2 separate regions of the Mus musculus genome follow, and region 2 is linked to region 1. Evidence: chromatin contacts called from ENCODE Hi-C or POLR2A ChIA-PET data. All regions are on one chromosome and are shown on one strand. The core of a region is the stretch at or near the end of the contact, and the rest is flanking DNA. Distances in the headings are between cores, read along the strand shown.

Region 1 (7,250 bases), core at 1,609-4,108:
GCTTTGGCACTGAGCTCTGCTTTCTCCGCACCCACGGCGGCTCGGCTTTCCCGCTCGTGCTTTCCCAGGGCTCCCCCTCCCCGGCTGCCCCTCAGTACGTGCAGGCTGCAGAGCGGGCCGCGGCCCGGACGGCGAGCGCTAGGACCCAGCAGGACTCCGGGCCCGGGTGGGAGCCGAGCCGCCGACCCCGGGCAGGCGCCGGGCGCTGGAGCCGGGTGTTCCGGCCGCGGTCGGTGCAGCTCGGCTGGGAGACGGCGCGAGCCGGCGGCGGGGCCCCCCGCGAGTCCAGCGCCGCCGCAGCCCCCCAATGCGGCCGCGAGAAGCAGCTGGGGGGCAGGCGATCGAAGGTAAGGAAAATGCGGCTCTCTGGCTGCCTAGCGAGCCTCTGCCCGGGTTAGCATTGTCACCCCGAGCCTCGCTGCCCAGGCTGCCCATTTTGGGGGGCACCCTTGGCTTTTTATCTTAAGGTGTCCGCCCCCATCTGTGCTCCTAGTTTTGGATTGATTTATAGCATGCAGCCCAGAATGGGAAAGATCCAGGGATGGCGAGTTGGTTATTTTCATTAGTTTTTGTCTCAAAAGTAAGTTCATTTAAAAAAGAAAGAAAGAAAAGAAAGAAAAGTTTTTTTCTGGAATTTGTAGATAGCTGGGTTTACATTTTAATTTAAAAAATTAGCAGACAATGGATATTTATAAAAATTACCGAATAATTGATGTAATTCCGTTAATGACTTCGGAGGGAGGCGGCTCTGGAGGGTCCTCAGGCATGACTTGTATTTTCAAGGAACTAACGTGTTAAATGTGGAGTTTGGCTGGGGCAGAGTTACAGCATCGCTGTCGTAACTGTTTTGCTATCAATTATAAACAGAGTGTCTATGGGCAGTTTAAACCTCTTTTTCAAATACCGGAGCTTCATATCCCGGCGTGACATGGACAAACCAGAATGTCCATTGAAGGAAGCAGGAGTGTTTCTGTTTTTGGAGAAAAACGTTGCATTGAGGAGAAAAAAAAAAAAAAAAAAAAAAAAAAAAAAAAAAAAAAACCAGATTCCTAGCCCGGGAGACTATTTTTCATGCTTTGTTTATAGTCTGGGAATGACATTTGGGAAAGGGGAACGCGGTCTTTCTTGGGAGCTTTTAATCGTGGGGGTTATTAATTTATTTAATTTATTAGTTTCAATTGGTTGGGCTCCGGGAGCCTTCCGTCACCAGGTTATGCTAGCGTTGGGACACAGGATTGCGAAGGCGAAACTGCCAGCCCGGAAAGGACTGGACCGGGCTGGTGGAAGCTCCCCGTGGCGCTGTTGTAGGCTGGGTGCTACCGGCTCATTGAGGAAAATGGGGATGGCTCTCGGAGCTGAGGAAGACATCAGTATTTCCCTTTTGTTCCCTGTTTTTTCCATTGATCTCCAGCTCTGCCTTAGCCAGGGGGAGCAGCTCTGAGGGTGCAGAGAGCCCTGAAGACTGCACGAATGTCTGGAGCCCGCTCTAACTCTCACACTGATTGGTCAGTCTGATGGGGACTTAGGAAAACAGTCACCCGAAACCGTCTTTTAAAACCTCGTCTTAATTTCAGATCTGCCGGCTTGTACATGGGTTCCTGCCTGGTTTCTCTTTTGATCTGGGTGCATCTGGCTCGCTCTGGGTGTCTTTATCTTTAATTTTGTGTTGTTGTTTCTATCCAGATAAAGTAGGCCATTTTGGTGACAAATTTCTCTGCAGATGTCAGCTTCTAGCTCGCACTGATAGATGTGGGGCTTCACAGTGATTTCTCTCCATAAGTTGTAGGATGCAAAGTTGCTCAACTTGGAATTAATTTTTCCTAATTTTTTTTTCATCTGAGCATTTAAATAGCTACACCAACAGATGGAAGCTTAACTGTATCATTACTTTGATAATTTAAGTGCCTTGTGAATTAGTATGTTTCTCGCGCTAAATCTAAGTCTTTAGACAGTGGAAGGGAAAACAGACAATGAAAGGCAAGCAATCCCGATCAGCTTGCAGACTATTGCAAGAAATTGTGGCGTCTGCTTTGAGCAGAATACAATTCACATCCAAGAAGGGGCGGGGGTGGGGGGGTCTTTTACCACAGAAGGCAGAATTAGAGATAGGGGATGAAGCGGGATCTCTATAAGACAGCCTGCAGCCTCTCTGGACATCTTCATTTGAGCCTTAAAGTGCCTCATTAAAGAAGCTGGGTCCCAGAAGTTGTTAACCGTATAAACACTTTTCTGATTGGTTTAAATATTTAGACACAGGAAGTAGATGGTATCTAGTAACCCAGGAATGGAGACATGGTTGTCATAGAAACTGAGAAGTGTAACCCCACCCCACCCCCACCACACATGCATTCACTACCATGACCACCACTTAGGGGGGAAAAAAAAAGCCCTGCATGTCATCACAGATGCTTGGAGAACTTGCTGGCTTCTGTTAGCTTTCCCACAACATCTGTTGAAACCTGAGACCATGCCTGTCAAACCAAGGTCATTTTACAACAACAACCAAAAAACAGAGCCCTCTGGATTTCATAACTGTATTTTTATTGAAAATAGTTCAGGGAAGAGCCTGAAAGCCAGTGTGAGCGTTCATGCTTACTTAGCATTTTGGATCCTCTGAGTTAAGCAAGAGGAAGGCTGCAAAGAGTACATTTGAGCCATTAATTGTAGAACTATGTGTCTGCTTCTAGAGGTGTGTCTCTCCTGTTAGAACAAAAGTCCTTTTTTACAGACTTAGAGACCAGAATGCAGCCAGCGGAGGCAGGGTCATTTGGCAAAGGCGTTATGAAGTGTTTCCGGGCTTGCAAGCCGGTTCCAGGTGGAGTTGAGGTGTTTGATCATGAAGGTCTCTGGGGGGTTGGACAGGTTCCCTTGGGCTATGCCTGGTGCTCAGGGGAGCAAAGGGCAGGGTGTTCTTGGTGGCTGAGCAGGGGGAGGAGGTGCTCCTAAGTGGAGCGAGGACCATTTCCAGACTGCAAATATGACTGCCCAGTTGATTAGATGCATTTCCTCTCCCGTGAATGGAGAGCGGTGCTTTCCCGTTTTTGTTTTTGGTTTTTTTATTGAGGCTATTTTGGGTGGGTGGGGCGGTCCTCCAGGCCGTTAGCACACATATCAGCTATATCTTATTCATGGTGAGGAATACCAAGGAGAAAAGTTTAGTCACCTCCTCCAGCGCCCCCTTTTCACTCATTTTGCTAAGCAGAGAATAACCAAACATACCTCTCCTAAATTTTGACTTTGAGGTGCTTCAGTAAAACTTGTCGATATAACAATCAACACAGTGGCTAGAATTTGACCTGTTGTATCCATGACAATCTTTAAATGGTAAGGTGGTTTTTTTTTTTTTTAGTATTTATTATTATTAATTATGCTTAGGTGTATGTATCTGCATGTGGGTGTGGACACATACCAGAAGTCCTTGGAGCTGAAGTTCCGGACTGTTGTGAGCCCTCTCGTGTAGGTGCTGGGATCCGAACACAGGCCCTCTGGAAGAGACCTCTTAACTACTGAGCCATCTCTCCAGCACCCCTTTTAAAATATTTATTTATTTATTTATTTAAGGCAGGATTCCTCTGTGTAGCCCTGGCTGTCCTGGAACTCACTCTGTAGAGCAGGCTGGCCTCAAACTCACAGAGATCCACCTGCCTCTGTCTTCTAAATGCTGAGATTAAAGGTGTACACCACCCCCACCCTGCCAGACTCCTTAATTTCAAGGTCTTTATATTTGTGTTTCAAATAACTTCTCTCCATATGTGGTATATTTAGCACTGCACTGGACCCTTTTCTTAAAAAGGTTTTAAATTTTATTTAAATTGCAGTTTGGTACTTCTAAAAGAATATCACATCTCCCTTGTTTTTCTCAACTGATTGCCTCAAGGAGTGGGGGGAGAGATGAAAGAGTTCCTAAATATGTCTTAATGCTTATTTAATATCCTATATTGATGGTGTAGCAAATAGCTTAGAGCCATGTAGTGTCCATGATCCGATTACGGGTGTAGTTCACGATCCCACGTTATCAAATATTTGGTGCTCCGGGACTTGATGGCATGACTGGTCCCTCTCAGCAAAGGATTTCCTGTTGAGAAGTTATCTGCAAGTACAGCAAACTGCCATTGGCAGGAAACCTGACAGTTGCTTGTTTTTACAAACTGAAGGAAGTGAATGAGACTTGTTAGTTTCCAGAATCTACCTTGACTCGCTCCAGCCTGCCCCAGAGTTTGCTCAGTTCAAAGGAGGTGACCATGAGTTGTACGAACGATGAGCCTGCTTCAAATCACTGGCACTTCCGTGAATTTCCGTTTTGACTTTAGAATTGGAAGAATTAATCCTTACGCTGTCAGGTACAGCTTCGTTCACCAATACAAATGAGCAAGGTGCTCAATGAAGTCCTAGCTCATTCCCAGTTGTCAGAAAGTCACTGATAGAATCATTCAAGCTGGCACTGTTTGGATGGCTGTGCCAAATTTTTAACAGTAGTTTCAGAATACCAATCAAATGCCAAAGGAGGGAAGAAGGGAAGGAGAGAGGGAGAGGACTGTCCTTCTCTGCTTGCTTCTGAGGGGGGGAAATTCATAAAGAACATATTTCAGGTATGTGCCAACCTTGCTGGTAGCCGGAAGCACAAGGTAGGTGTGGGTCTGTAAAAAGGCGCTTGAGAGAGAAACATCACAACTTTGAAAGCATCTACTACTTGAAATCATTATTTATTTCACTATTTTAACTTTGGATAATCTCATGTTTAATTGCTTCAATTCATGAATGTTCCATATTCTGGAGGGGTAGGAGGAAGGGCAAGCCTCTTTATAGGCTGTAAGTACATAGACCCCCATAATAGAACCAGCTATTGGAATGGCCCACACACACGTTTTCTTAGGCATCGTTTTTGTTTTATAGTTAGCACCAAGTAGAATCTTAAGCAAGATCCTGATAGCTGAATGGAATCAAAGAAGAGCTAGCTACTCTAGGGGAACCAGGAGCCCAGAGGTGGTGACCGCCCTCCAGGCAGCACCTGGGGCTAGCACTAGAACTCAGAACTCTGCCAACATAGTTGCAAACCCACTGCTTTTTAAATGGCCCAAATATTCTCCTAAGGAAGCCAGAGGAAACTGCCTTCAGGGCCCTATGCCAACTCAGCTAAAAAGAACTTTTGCCTGGGCGATTTCAGAGGACCTTTGTTCTCAGAGAGAGGGGGAGGCGAAAGGTAACAATCCGTTATGTCTCACCACACATCCTGAGAAACTACTGGGAACCCAGAGAAAGATCTGACCAGTCACTGCATGACAAAGTCCCAGGCTTGTTCTAATGAGAGAGGGGCAAAGTCTTTTTTAGGGGTGTAAAAATGCAGGCTTCCTTTATAAGTGATAGGAATGGCATGTGGGCGTGACCAAGGTGGTCCACTGTCAACTTGCTGGGAGGCTTGGCTTTAGTGTCTTTCGGTGTGGTTCTGTCAGGGATGGAGAGAGCTCATATAGCGTCAACTAGGAAGGGACGCTCTGCTGAGCTGTGTGCATTGGCTTGGAGGACTCAACGTGTGTCGTCAGGTGATAACACGCAGATGATATTTGAATTATCATCAAATAGACTCGGTTATCTCTTCTACTATGAGAATATCCTGAAACAGTGTAGATTCTATGTAGATTCTGCTCAGGTCCCCCTTGTGTTCCAGATACAACTGGTAGCGGGGACTTTTAGGTAGCATTTAAATGCTTTTCTTTATTCTTATATCGTTATTGGCGTGTGTGATGTAAGAGCAGCTGTGCACGTGGAGGCCGGGTTCTAGCACAGGATGGGTTCTAGGGATTGGTTTCTGACTTCTATTGAGCACCAAGTAGGAGCTCATGCCAGCTTTGGAACCTTCTGAGCCATCTCTCCAGCCTTACCCTTGATTTCCACACATCCATGAGCTGAGCCAGAGGTATGGAGACGGCAGCAGAGACCCCAGCAAGCTGTAGGGAGTTGGATTGTTCTGAGAGACACAGCCAATCTCCTGGCACTGATCCTCGGAGGTCACACAGCTGGGGAGTCTAGAAGAAAAAAAGGACGCGGAGCTCCTGCTCTCCCTTCTCCCGTTCCTTGTATTGTGCTTGCCCAGCTCCCACTGTCTGCATGGGGCTGGAGATCATGATTAAAATAATCAGTGTTGGAGGAAGCCACAGAGCTTCCAACCATTTTTTTTTTTAAAGAAAGCATTTCCTCTAAAAGATGAAACTAGTAGAGAGCACAAAATTGTCGGCCGCAGTAGTGGATGGAAATGATTGTGGGTAACTTTCAGTTATTGAATTGCGCTGAATAAAGCTTTTCATGGGTAGGCTGTTTAAGGCCTCCTCCCACCCGCCTTTCAAGGAAGGAAGGAGTGTGTCGAGTCCGGCAAGCCAGTGGAACCTTCCGAGCCCATTCTGCATGGCAGAGCCATTCTGCTTTGGAGTGGGGCGCTACATCTCAATAATCTCGGGATTTGTGTTTGGTTTTGATTGTTTTGTCGCTTTGGTTTTACGACAGGGCCTCGTGTATCCTCGGATGGCCTGGAACTTGCTATGAGGTCAAGGATGGCCTTGAACCCCTGACCTCCCTGCTTGGTTACAGATATGTACCCTCATGCGGGCTTTGTATGGTGAGGGGATTGAGCCCAGGGTTTTGTGCATAGCGGGCACTCTATCAAATGAACTACGTACTCAGACGAAGGGCTTGCTTTGTTAACAGAAGGATGCCCAACTGTTACCAGGAGGCTGCTGTGGCTGTCCCTGAGGGCTTTGCAAAGTGTGAGCCAGTGTGTGTCCAGTACAGAAGCAAAGATCTGGAGTAAGCAAGCTCCGCTTGGAAGAGGGATTTTAGCATGTCATTCAAGGTCGATTTAGAAACCCAGAAAGATCTCTTTGTGCCTTGAAATGTTCTGATTTAACAAACTTAATAGTTGTGCAGGTGAGCCACGTGGTGGTAGTGGTGGCTCACACCTTTAACCTCGGCACTTGGGAGGCAGAGGCAGGTGTATCTCTGAGTTCAAGGCCACCCTGGTGTATAGAGCTAGGTCTAGGACCCCTGGGGCTACACTGAGAAACTCAAAATAAAATAAATAAATAAATAGTTAGACTTTAAAATGAGATCAGCAAAGCACTACTGATGAGTTAATAACCAACTCTGAACTAAAACCATTGTGTCTTGTCTTGAGACTTTATTAAGCATATAGAACTCTCTCAAGAAACAACAGCTTTCTCTAGGCAACGTTGGCCATATTGGGTGACAGAAGAATGTCC
Region 2 (7,250 bases), core at 2,121-4,620, 250 kb after region 1:
GCAGACAACAGAATAGTGGCATACAGAGAGACCCAGGACCCCAGTGCTTCAGCTGGGTCAGCCACCTGTTAACTTTGACCTTCAGCAAAGTGGATGGATTAGATAACATCTGGTTTTATCTGACTTGCAGTGATTTAATGTTCTGTATATCGGGGGTTCTAGTGTTAAATATATCTGGTGATTAACTGTGCTAACTCATTAAAAATGTTGTCTTGGGTTATACCAAGAGAACAGAATTGAGGGAATAGCTGTGTTTGTAGGCCGATGTTTAGAAAGCCTAGGATAGGCTAGGTAGGGGAAGAAGTAAGCAGAGTGGATGGATAGTCTGTGAGACTTAGGATAAGGCTATGCCTTGGGCCAGACACCTTTATCATCCCTTCTTCTTTGACAAAGCCAGTGATGGGGTTTAGTTGATATCAAATGTGTCAGGGAAACAACTGGAGGAGATGGCTAGTTTTCTGGATGTGGTTCCCTAGTGGGAACCTGTTGCGAGGTGGCATCTTATCCAAACAGAGAGGAAGAATCAAACTGCAGCAAGAATGAAATTCTATTCTGTGAATGAAGTTTAGACCAAAAGTCTGAGATGGCTGTGTCAGGTGGAACACGTTTTCCTGCTGTGGTATCTGGGAGTCCTTCCTGTGGTGCAGGCTCTTGGCTGAGGACATCACCAAGTATGAGGTGATACTATCAGTCTGTGCGTGTGCGTGTGTTCGTATGTCCACATGTGCATATGTGTGTGTACATGTGTCTCTGTGTGTGCACATGTTCGTGTGTGTGTGTGTGTGTGTGTGTGTGTGTGTGTGTGTGTATGTGTGTATTTGAGGCTTGGCATAGAACCAGAGAGGCCCACAGTATCCTGCTCATCTTGGGTCTTCTGTCTTCTCAGGTACACAGGAAACAGGAACTGAGCTCATCTTGGCCACAATATGTCCCTCCCTACCTTTGTGTACTGTCCAATACTTGTTAAGTACTCAAGAATAATGAACAAACTAAGAAAATTTGGGCAGGAATCTAAGGATGTAACTCAGTTGCAGAGTACTTGCGTAGTGTAGGAGAGAGCCTAGAATTGGTCCCAGTAAAAGAAAGAGAATTAGAAGACATTTTGGGCAACCTGGGCATTCTAATGGGCCACAGCTGGCAAACCTAGACCTACACATGGCCCGTCTCCAACCCCCAACCCTAAAGTACTGATTTTTTGTTTGTTTGGTTGGTTGATTTGGTTTGTTTTTCGAAATGGTTTCTCTGTGTAGCCCTGGCTGTCCTGGAACTCACTCTGTAGACCAAGCTGGCCTCGAACTCAGAAATCCACCTGCCTCTACCTCCCAAGTTCTGGGATTAAAGGCGTGCGCCACCATTGCCCGGCAAGTACTGATCCTAGTGTAGCCAAGTATCTATCCTTTTGTAATTTATCTCTATTTCCCCAGAAATAAAATAGCTTTACTGAATGTTCTGATCAGTAAGTTAGTGTACAGACTTGGTTGCTCTAGGAGACAACTCAAGAGGGAAGTGATTATAGTATAACAATCCAAGGACTCAGGAGATGGAGTTAGGGAGGTCCTGAGTTTAAGTGCAACTTGGACCACTATGTAGGGAAACACAATGGAGATGTAAGTTAGACTCACTGTTTCAGAGGTTCCCATTCATGGTAGTCGTTTCTGCTGTTTCTGGGCCATGGTCAGGCAGACCATGACACCAAGGATGTGGCCTGGCAGATTTGCTTATCTTGGAGCTAAGAATGGAGGGGGTGGGCAGGGGTATCTCTTTTTAGGGTATGTCACCAATGAACTACCTTCCCCACCTTCTGAAGTTACATCACCCCTCAAAAGAATGGCAATAGCTAGGAGCCAGTTACACAATACATGAGTCTGTGTGAAGCACAGCGTGTTCAAACCTTAGCTCATGCTCGTGTAGAGTAGTCAGGTGGAGGAACACAAAACACTCTAAAACCACCCCTATTTCCATGTTGTTTTACATCACAGGAAAACTATTAATTTTTTCTTATTTTAAAATTGTAGTCAAATAATATATAGCAGAAGATCCCATAATCACTTGTGTTTATTTTGGGATGGGGGGATATTGGGTCTCAGATCTCAGCCCAAGGTGGACTGGGACTCACTGTGTTGTCAGCTTAGAAACTCGAGCCCTATATCCTCCTGTTTCTATCTTTCAAGTGTGGGGAACACAGGTGGACCCTGCCATGTCTGACCACCATGTGTATGGTTCTGTCATGTTGAGTGTACTTGCGGTATTGTTCATATGACCTCTAGAACTTTCTCACCTTTAAAACTGATGCGATCTGGTTGAGGCAGCCACCATTCTGTTTTCTATTTCCGTGTCTGACCACAGTAGGCATCTCATCCGATCATATAGTACTGACTTCTTCACGCCTGGCTGGCTTCTTACTGCCTCTGAGATCTGTACATGCTATAGCAGCTAGGTGTCAGGATTTTCTTCCCTTTCAAAGCTAATGCTCCCTTTGTATGTGTGTTCCAGTTACTCAGCGAGCAGCACTTCCTTGGACTGTTCCTGGGTACTGAGAATAGCACTATTACCAACATGGATTGTCTTAGTCACTGTTCTGTTGCTGTGAAGAGGCACCATGACCAAGGCTACTTACAGGAGAAAGTGTTTAATTGGGGGCTTGCTTACAGTTTCAGAGGGTTAGTCTATGGCCATCATGGTGGGCAGCATGGTGACATAGAGGCCCGCATGGTGCTGGGGAAGTGACTATGAGCTTAAACATCCTGATCTGCAGGCAAAGAGAGAGACAACCTGGTATGGACTACCTGTTAATAAGTTACTGTACCTTTACATACATGGTTTATGAATAAAATAGGTGGTACTTTGGAGTGTGAATATTTCCCTCAAGAGTGTGCCATGTGCATCAACATTAACGTGTGAGATGCTCTTTTATGCCCCATGTTTAATGTCCCCATATGTAGATTTAGGTTATTCTCTGTAAATTGGTATTATAACTGTGCCTCAGTAAACATGCTGAGACTTGGCACCTTTGCCTGATAATAAAAATAGTCATTTCAGTCAAATCTTGAGTTGGATTTTCTAGGAGCAGAGCCTGAGCCAGGTTTGCATGTGAGGGATTTGCTGAGGGAGTATTGGGGGTCAGGGAAGGGACTAACACAGCAGATGAAGAGAGACCAAGCAAAGAAGGCCTAAAGTTGAGCCTTGGCCTCGACTGGAGTGTAATTACACCAGCAAATCCCCCTTGGGACCAGAAGACCAGGCTTTTACACTGTCAACCATTTATCTTGGAACTCTGTGGCCTCTTGGAATCTTCAGCTGAGAGCAGTTTGTTAAAGTCGTGGCTTTGAGCAGTTAGCCCACAGGGCAGCTGAGGGGAAGATCATGGGCCCTGGCACAGAGCATATTGGCAGATGGCTGCTGCAGGTGCTGGTAACATCTGTGACCCTGACTTTAAGCTGGGTGCTATGCTAAGTCTGTAAATGAAATGCTAACAGCATGGCGGCCTAGATGCTGGTGTGTCTCCATTATGTGGATGAAATAGAAAAACTGTCTTCTCTGCATCAGGGGAACAAGTGGAGCTGAGACAGCTTTTGGTGAATTCTAAAGCCTGGGTTCATCCTTATAAGCCCTGGAATAGAATCTACATTCATTCCTGAAGCTGAGCTGGTGGGCCACTTTTTTTTCCTGTAATCTTTGCAGGGATTGAGAGCCCTCCTTGTGTTTCCTAGTCACCATTATTCTTTCAGTCATGTGGTAGACTTTCCCACAAGGGTCTGCATCGTCTGGATATCCCCACACTGGAAACGCCGCACGTGTAATCTGACATTACAGACTTTGTAATGACACCGAGTTTTACACTGAGATGACACTGAGGCATCTTGCTCGTTCGAAACAGCCAGGAATCCAAACTCAGATGCCCATGTTTACAAAATTCAGTTTTATGGTTTGGACCATGTTTCCAACCTAACTCCCGCTGTTGCTGGGAAAACTGCATAGAAAGCCATCTCCACCGCTCCTGGCTCATCTGTGGCTCCGCCCTTCCCTGCCCCGAACCAGTAAACGAAGCTTTTGAGTTCCTTTACATTAGTTAAAGCATAGATTGTGCCATGAGATGCACGCGTACGCACGAGCATGAACACACACACACACACACACACACACACACACACACACGTATATTATCAGCATCTCCTGTGTGATGGGAGAGGCTGGGGCTTAGATTTGGGGCCTCCCTGTTTCTGTCCTCTATAGGGCTGTGACGAGGTCCAGGACAGATGGAGCATGCTAGAGCACTTCCAGAAGCACAGATTTGGGGTCCTAGAATATTGATCCACAGGAGCTACAGTAATCCCAAGCCTCTCACACGGGAGAGACCTAGTGAAGTAGAATGGCCTATAAAGGGGTGACCCTGGTGGGGGACCCTCAAACCTGACTTTGTAGTTTGGGGTCTTCTGTAAAAGAAACTTTTAAACTATCCTACATAAGGGAATAATAAGCAGGGCTGGAATATTCATCTGGGACATTGCACACATGTGCTCAGTGTGTCTGCTCGGACAAGTGTGTCTGCTCACACCAGTGTGTCTGCTCACACCAGTGTGTCTGCTCAGAACAATGTGTATGCTCAGACCAGTGTGTATGCTCACAGCTAGGGAACAGGTGTCCAGGCTTCTGGGACCCATCTCAGGGCGTGCTTGTTTGTGCCTGCCCTCTGCCGTGACACCGTTGTTTTCTCTACAAGCTGAGCCCCTCTGCTTGCACCCTAGCTTCCCCTTCAGATCCCAGCTGCCTTTTGGCCTCCAGTGCTTTCTGCATGCACTTCCTCCTCAGAGTTGTAGGAGATAACTGACCTTCAGGTTTCTGGGTGTCTCTTTTTTTTTTTTTTTCCAGGCCAAGCTAGGTAGGTCACTGGTTATTTGAAACGGGTGCCTTTTGTGATCTGCTCATCGGTTCTCCCAGTTGCTGGGCAGCTTGACCATCAGTGTAGGCATGTGTGGTAAGAGGTGTGCCACCGGCCTCAGGAGAGCAGTGTGCTCGCTCACCAGGTGTCCTCAGCCCTCCTAGCAGCCCTTCCCACTGCAGACTGGAAATACTGCCATTCTTTCAGCCAGCATGGTGGGCCTGCTGAAAACAGAGCAAGGAGGTATCCTCAGCTAAGTCTAGAAGATTCACAACCATCTTAGGACGAGTAGTTCTGTCATTTATAAGCAGGAGAATAAATACAATTTCTCATTGTCCATTTGGATCTTCTAGAAGTGCTGTGGTCTTGAATACTGACAGGGTCTGGCAGTCTTTTCTCTCTTTCTCATGCCAGTGTGCTGCACCCAAGGGTTATGTGTATCGGCAAAAGGTGAGCTGGTTTTCTGCTGATCAGTGATTACTATAGGATTATTCCTAAGTGATCCTAGATGGCTTAAAAGATAGCACTCCTTAAAGGTTTGGTTGGCAGTGGGATTGGGATGGTTTGGGTAATCTCATTGTGAACATGCAGAATACATGCAGAATACATGCAAAATACATCCAAAACATGTATGTTGGGATTGAGGAGCTCGCTCAAGGGTGAGACGCTGCGTGCAGGTGTGAGAGCCATTCCCAGAACCCTCCTAAAAGCCAGATCCAGGTTTGTGGGTTTGTCATCCTGGCACAGGGAAAGCAGAAACAGGATGTTTGGGGCCTGACCAGCCCTGTTAGCCAGGTTGGAGAACTCCTTGAGGTACTGTCCCAAAAACTAGGGTGGGGACGAGCTTGAGAAAGGTCCACCTGTCTCACTTAAACACACACACACACACACACACACACACACACACACACACACCAGAATGAGGCAATGAGGCAAAAGTCAAGCAACTAGGGAGCTACAGGAAAAGCTGCAAGCAGTGTTAAGCGCGGCACCCAAAGGACAGAGCAACAAAATCAGCGAGCGAGCGTGAGCATGCCCACACCTTCTTCTGATCCGACTTCCTCAAGGGGCTCACGCTCTGTCTAGCCTTAGCTAGTGGGCAGACTTACTCACACACCCACCGTAATTGATTCCATACTCCCCTCAGCCCTGAAAACAGTCTGCATGCTTTGATTTGAACAACCAGAATTATTTCCACTTAAACACTGGTGTAGATTTACACAGATGATCTAAGGAGCCCCCAGATTGTTCCATTCATAACAGCAGGGAGGAGAGAGACAGTCGAAGCAAAAACAGTTTGAATTTGTATGTGCGGAGGTGGAGGGAGGGTTGGGTTAGCTGAAAGGAGATGGATTCCAAGTCATGATTATGAAATTTAATAGTAATGAAATTAGCATTCCATGGGGACTATTTTCTGGGAATTCTGGTAGTGCAGTCACTGAATAATGCATTCTCCGAGCAGCCCAGACTAGGGGCCTCACGGTGGCAAATGGGTTGTTTGCTTTGTTTCAGTTGTTATGTTTAAAGTTCATCTAAAATCAATTTCTGTCTCCAAGAACTAGCCTCTTTTTCCCCCCTCACTGTAGGCGTCTGTAGGCTTTTTCTATAAAGAGTAAAATAGTAAATATATAGTATAAAATTAGCACACACACACACATACATGCACACTCAAGTTTGTTGTGTCCACTAAAGTTTTATTTCTGGGTACTAAAAATTTAATCTTATGTAATCTGCAGATGCCATTAAATAGGGGTCTTTTAATCCACACTCCGGAACACTGTAAGCCATCTTTCCCATCTAAGCTGTATGGCTTAGCTTTAAACATGAATAGAGTTTAATTTAGAGAAAATGCTGTATATTTTACACAGGAGACAGAGCTGGATTGGTGTGTGTGTGTGTGTGTGTGTGTGTGTGTGTGTGTGTGTGTGTTTGTGTGTGCGCGCGCGTGTGTGCCCGCCCGCCCGCCCGCCCGCCCGCCCGTGCGCCTTCTCCTCAGCTCCCCTCATGGGGATGAAGCAGATTCTTTAGAGCAGAAGAAGAGGAAGGGAGACTCCTCAGGAAGCTGCTGAGCTCCGCCTCTGTAAGAATTCATGAAAATGATGGTGTGGTTCCTGATTGGGTATCTTTGGGTTCTACACCCTCACGCTTGAACATCCACAAAACCAAGGATATTTACTTGGGGGAAAAAATAGAATTTTTTAAAAGGATATATTTATTTATTTTATGTATATGAGTGCACTGTAGTTGTCTTCAGACACACCAGAAGAGAGCATAGGATTCCCTCACAGATGGTTGTGAGCCACCATGTGGTTGCTGGGAATTGAACTCAGGACCTCTGGAAGAGCAGTCAGTGCTCTTAACCACTGAGCCA

What was found. Hi-C counts contacts between places; a loop is a spot of excess contacts on that map. ChIA-PET counts read pairs that join two places held with the same protein, here RNA polymerase II (POLR2A).
Region 2: a map of v-Abl transformed pro-B cells shows a loop between it and region 1 (3-fold over the local background). The contact joins two enhancer-like sites. A Hi-C loop is called at or near these places in 2 of 37 maps with a recorded cell type or tissue (T-helper 17 cell and v-Abl transformed pro-B cells). POLR2A ChIA-PET finds 5 or more read pairs at or near these places in 1 of 5 experiments (Patski).

The regions. Positions count from the first base shown.
Region 1 is chr12:99,556,568-99,563,817 of GRCm38, reverse strand. It overlaps a transcript of Foxn3 not described here. Among named protein-coding and RNA genes, the nearest start is that of Gm26839, 3.6 kb to the left of the region's middle. Within about 2 kb of position 2,858, at least 2 of the 3 ENCODE cell types and tissues checked have a DNase peak (open chromatin) inside an H3K27ac peak, as active enhancers do.
Region 2 is chr12:99,307,634-99,314,883 of GRCm38, reverse strand. The region is part of intron 3 of Foxn3 (forkhead box N3); the gene reads left to right. It overlaps Gm46371 (a long non-coding RNA gene), which reads left to right. Exons shown (of 2, transcript XR_001780668.2): 1 at 1-3,405; 2 at 4,870-5,792. Among named protein-coding and RNA genes, the nearest start is that of Gm46371, 19 kb to the left of the region's middle. Within about 2 kb of position 3,370, at least 1 of the 3 ENCODE cell types and tissues checked has a DNase peak (open chromatin) inside an H3K27ac peak, as active enhancers do.